2 separate regions of the Homo sapiens genome follow, and region 1 is linked to region 2. Evidence: chromatin contacts called from ENCODE Hi-C or POLR2A ChIA-PET data. All regions are on one chromosome and are shown on one strand. The core of a region is the stretch at or near the end of the contact, and the rest is flanking DNA. Distances in the headings are between cores, read along the strand shown. Region 1 has its middle 22 kb from the start of LINC02156. Region 2 holds the start of LINC00938 (long intergenic non-protein coding RNA 938).

What was found. Hi-C counts contacts between places; a loop is a spot of excess contacts on that map. ChIA-PET counts read pairs that join two places held with the same protein, here RNA polymerase II (POLR2A). Pooled maps may share reads with other maps.
Region 1: a loop to region 2 is called in a pooled map, with 3 times the contacts of the local background. The contact joins the enhancer-like site here to the promoter of LINC00938 in region 2. A Hi-C loop is called at or near these places in 3 of 50 pooled maps. POLR2A ChIA-PET finds 5 or more read pairs at or near these places in 2 of 52 experiments (OCI-LY7 and activated B cell).

The regions. Positions count from the first base shown.
Region 1 is chr12:47,391,996-47,394,695 of GRCh38, forward strand. No RefSeq gene overlaps it. Among named protein-coding and RNA genes, the nearest start is that of LINC02156, 22 kb to the right of the region's middle. Within about 2 kb of position 1,277, at least 14 of the 41 ENCODE cell types and tissues checked have a DNase peak (open chromatin) inside an H3K27ac peak, as active enhancers do.
Region 2 is chr12:45,726,660-45,729,359 of GRCh38, forward strand. It overlaps LINC00938 (long intergenic non-protein coding RNA 938), which reads right to left and starts at 1,262. Exons shown (of 1, transcript NR_028408.1): 1 at 1-1,262. RefSeq lists enhancers at 1-852, 558-1,277, 853-1,815 and a silencer at 2,328-2,700.

The DNA of each region.
Region 1 (2,700 bases), core at 27-2,526, 1.7 Mb after region 2:
TGCTTCTGTTCCTTCTCCCTTTCCATCTCCCAGAGTTCTCACCTACCTCCCACCCACCTCCTTGAGATCCGGTTCTCTAATAAAGCTAGTCGGATGAATAAGCCAAGGCTCACAGAGGGCTATTTTGGCAAGCATACACCTATGCTTAGGAGGATCCCCCAACAAATCACTAAAATAGTCAGACCTCAACTGGGCTAGAATGCCAGGAGGGTCCAATCAGAACTCCTAGCTCTGCTACACATAAGAAGAGTTAGATGAGTTTTCTCCAATACTCAGACGCCTCATCTGTTAAACAGGCATAGCAATGCCTTCCTCCCAGGGTTTTATGAGAACCAGGAAAGATAGTGTCATCGTGCTTTAGTTCAGTGTGTGGCACAAAAGGAGGGCACTTCAAAGCAGTAGTGGAGGCTGGGTGCGGTGGCTCAAGCCTGTAATCCCAGCACTTTGGGAGGAAGAGGTGGTCGGATCACCTGAGGTCAGGAGTTCGAAACCAGACCGGCCAATATGGCAAAACCCCATCTCTACTAAAAATACAAAAATGTATCAAGTGTGGTGGCACGTGCCTGTAATCCCAGTTACTCGGGAGGCTGAGACAGGAGAATTGCTTGAACCAGGAGGCGGAGGTTGCAGTGAGCCAAGATCACACCACTGCACTCCAGCCTGGGCAACAGAGCAAGACCCCATCTCAAAAAAAAAGAGCAGTAGTGAGCCGAACAAAGACATACAAATGTGTAGTTTAAAACTATATTTATAATAATAGAATCAGCAACACCAATGAAGTATACAGCATTACTAATATTGTCCTCAAGTAGAAATTTTAGTCACTGAGGTAGAGGAAGTAGAAAACTTATTTTAGAGCCTGTGGCACTTGGTCCCCAGCTGTGAGTAAAACCTATCCTATTTCAAACTATCATATGTCTTTGGGTCTCTAAATAGTCCCCAAAGTGAAGAACATGCAGTGTAGTGTTTCCTAAAAGAAAGGTACTACATTGTCCATATCGTTTTTTTCAAAAATCAATTTGCCTAGGCCCTCGTTGACTTGTCAATTTGTTATTTTGCCAGCAGAATATATAATTTCTTTTTATAACCTGACCTTATTTTGCAGTACTGTCCTAAGGAAATGTGAAAATACTCATCGTACAAAAGAAAGAGAAATAGCCATCCAGGGCAAGATAAGAAAGAGCAGAGGGACTCAAGTCAGGGCAAAGCAATGAGACTGAAAGAGGAGGGAGGAGAGGGTAAGGAAATGAACAAGCAAATACTCTGGAAGCCAGCCAAGTCCCAGATGCGAACTCCTGGTGAGTCTGTCAATCCACAGATTGTGCCGTTTCATTTGCATTTCTATTTCTTCTTAAGGCAATGATGTATATTTCATTTCATCTTTTATTTTGTTTATGATTTAATTATGAGAAGATAAGGAATCTAGGCACGAAGGAAGTTATTCTTTCCCCCCAAGTGCTACATCTGTTAGAGGTTGGATATAAGTGAATTAATTGCCAAAAATATCTGAGGGGGAAGCCACGTTTGCTCTTCAGTTTCATTACCAGGGATTGCCAGAGCTTCATTCCAACATCCCATCCTTGTTATTGAAAAACAAGTACTTACCAGTAAAGGGTGCCAACACTTAAACAATGAAGAGATGGTTTAATCAGACAGGATTCTTCTTCTACTCCCAAATATCATTGCTTCCACAATGTAGGAGTCTACTTATGAGTGTTCAAGTCACGCACACACACACGCATGTGCACACATCCACAAATATACTGTACTGGCTCAGTAAACATTTACTCCACTGCTGTTGAATTATTAAATATTGAATAAATACACAGGTAATTTAGTACTTTTGATGAAAAGGCAATTTATCCAACAAATATATTTTGTTAAGCTCTCTCTGGTTTAACGTAATGGTGGAATTCCCTAGGAACATAGGAATTTTTCTTGCTTTCAAGAAAATTCCAGGGGCAGCTCATCAGAAACAACCACAATAAAAGTGTGACAGGTCAAAAAGTATTAGTATGTGCACTGGTACTAACTGGATTGTGTGCTGCTTTTGTTTCCCCTTTTACAGTCAAAGAGAATTTTCCAAGAACCAGCCCCACCACCTCCCTACCTACCTTTGCCACCTTTTTCCTTTCTCAGGAAAATTCTCTCTTCCCCGGTTACTTGAACTTTTGTAACACCAACTGAGGGGAAGGGTGAGGGGAGGAGAAAGACTGAAGAGGCAGGGGACCAAGGGGAGGACGTGGGCCTAGAGTCTGAGTGAATCACATCCCGAGGTGAGTGTAGGTTGTAGAGGAAGAGATGGGGAAAAAGAGGGGATTTTCCTCTGAGATGCCACATGATGTTCATTTCACCCTGTAGTCTCACCGTGCCCCTCCATAGAGTTAAAAGCCAACCTCATGCTAGGAATTCCTAGCATTTTTAACTCAGGCTTTGACTATACTCCAGAGCTCCAGATCCACTTGGACTTTGTTTAAGAAACATCTCAAATTTACCTTGTCCAAAACAAAGCATTTGTTTAGCACCCCTTAAAAACGTGTTTCTCGGCAGGGCGCAGTGGCTCACGCCTGTAATCCCAGCACCTTGGGAGGCCGAGGCGGGTGGATCACAAGGTCAGGAAATCGAGACCATCCTGACTAACACGGTGAAACCCCGTCTCTACTAAAACTACAAAAAAATAGCTAGGGGTGGTGGTGGGCG
Region 2 (2,700 bases), core at 12-2,511:
AAACACACTATCGTATGTTTGTGTATGTACACACACACACACAACAGTGACTTAAAAGTGGCAACCGCCTCTTGAAAAGTAAAAATATGTCATCCCTCCATTCTGCCCTTAAATGAGAAATAAAGACAATAGATTTGCCCACTGCAGACTGGGATACCAGAAAAGACGTTCTAAGTCTCGCCTGAGACAATATTAACCTGCTATCTTAAGTCCCAACTTGGATGACTTAAATTTCAGTGTACGTGCCTCCGTTCCCACTCTTGCCCCATCAGCTCCATCAGCATCGTCATCCCCGGCTCGGATCCCGGCCGCGACCCGCCAGGGCCGCCGGAGTCCGCGAATACCGCCCGCTCCCAGCAACGAAGCTCCCCGGCTCCCGGCCGACCGCGAGTTCCTGGAGCAGCAGCCTCCAAGGTTCCCAAAGCCCACGATTCAGGCGAGCGGTGCCGACCGGGCCGTGGACTGTGGCATTTTAAAACTACAGAAGTCTCACTGCACGACTGGCGCGGCCGAGGTGGCCCAGGAGACCCTCCAAGAGATTCTGGTCAGCTGCCGGGAGCGTGGAAGAGCAACCAAAGCCACCAAGGCGCCGCGCCAAGTCCCCGGAGCAGTCACCTCAGCTTTCCGTTCTCCCTCTAGTTACAATTACTCCACAGGCTTCTGGCGCTTCCTTCGAGAAAATGAAAAACTAAAAACGCGTAGAGGTGGTAGAAGTCGTTGGCATTTTCCGTTTAATGTGATCCCCCAGGCTCCATCCCTTAAGTGGGGTTTCCAAACTCGGATGCATCCTCAGCAGAGGTTTTCCATGTTGACAGATCTCTCGCCTCCCACAAAATGGGGCCGGGGAGGCGGCCGCGGTCTCCTCTATGGGCGCCGCCATTTTGTGAGGCGGCGGCGGCGCGGCGGCAGGAGCCCGGGGTGTGTATAATGGTTGAATAGAATGACCCCCTCCAGGGAATCCCCGGCACTGACGGTTACGTAAGGGGCTGTGCGCAAGTGCGGCGTTTAGGGAATCCGCACAGCCCGGGCCACGCAGCTCCGAGGCCCACATCTCCACTTCCCCTAAGAGGACCGATGGGGGAAGGGACAGCTGACCGGGTCTTCCTCGCAGCAGCCTCACCCCTAGTCTTCCGCGGCCGGCGAGCTTCTCCACCTCCCCGGGCCGGGTCTCCGCCCCTCACAGGCTTCCGAGACACTCACTGGCCCTGGGTTGTCAGGATCTTCCTAGCCACAACCTTATTCCGACCCCACTTAAGAGACAAACTTTAGTTGGGAAATAAGTCCGTTTCCTAGAGTGAGCACCGGAAGCAAGCTGCACTATATTACATAATTTTTCACCTCCAAAGCAATGTTCCCATTGGAACGACTACCTGAAATAACCCATCCAGACCCCTACTACCCTGTGACCTTGGGTTAGGCAGTGACTTTGCCCGTGGTGGCCGTCACTAAAATGGGAATAATAATACGTTTCACGTACTGTAATCTTAATTAACATTTGTAGCAAAGAGCCGGCTCCAACACCCCTCGTAAATGCAAATTTAGGTGGTAGTATTTGTTGAGATGTTTTGACTCATTTAAGCAAAGGGTTTTTTTAACCTTCAAAATATTTTAAACGAGGATTACATTTAAGACATTTGAAAGCAAGGAAAAACGTTTTATTCGGTATTTATTTTAAACGCAGCAATCTTGAAGAGACCTTACTATAAAAATGTAAACCTTAATTATTATTGTCGAAGTTCGATAGATTGCTTCCCAACCAGTTTAGTTAGTTTGCATAACTTTGCTCATAGAATACTCCAGTTTGATATGTGAAGCCAACCAGCGGCAAGATGAATTAAGAGCATTACTCTATTTCCACAGAACTAGGACAGACAGTTCACATTGTATTTAACGTATAGTTTGCTAAAGTTAGCGTGTGGATAATTCATAGAAAATGTGCTAACCAGGCCCCAAAATACTAGCATACGGCTCATAAAAGCCGATTCCTTTAGATTTTACAAAAACAGAAGGTAACAAATTGACTTTATTCCGATCTGTGAATGTTGCGTAGCGTGAGGGGCTACCCCGGTGAGCTTCCTTTCCCTTCAGAGCGCCACACCGGTTCTGTCGGGCGGGCGGGGACTCCGAGGCGGCCCTTCCAACAGCCGGGCCGGGGACGCGAACATCGCCTCCACCCCTAACCCTGGAACAACCGGTAGTGGCCGTTTCCCCGCACCGCCCCCCTTTCCGCCGGCTTTGTGTGCGTGTGAAATGTGCGGCACATTGCAGACGAACCCTAAGCCCGGCGAGTCGAGTCTATTGTTCCCCGCGAGGATCTGCCGGGGCGGTGTGGAGCCAGGCGCAGTGCCGCGGCCAGCCCTCGGGGGTCGCTGTGTGGCACTGGCTGCCAGGCCGTGGCGGCGGCAGAGAGGGAGGCTGGCGGGGAGGGAAGCAGGCGGGCGGCGCGCAGCGGCTCAGCTGCCGCCGGTGCTTCTGCCCGGGGACGCCCCGGCCTCAGCGGCCGAGGCCGCGCGTGAATGTGTGCGAGGGCCCCGCGGAGCCGGGGCCGAAATACACGCTGTCACCGCGCTTTCCACAAACCACCACACAGACCTCCCCCTCCCCACCCCCAGCCCCGCCTGCCCTAGCCCCGCCGCCGCCGCCGCCGAAACTCTTGGGCCTCTGGCCGCCCAGACCCCTCACCATCGGCTCGCCTTGCCC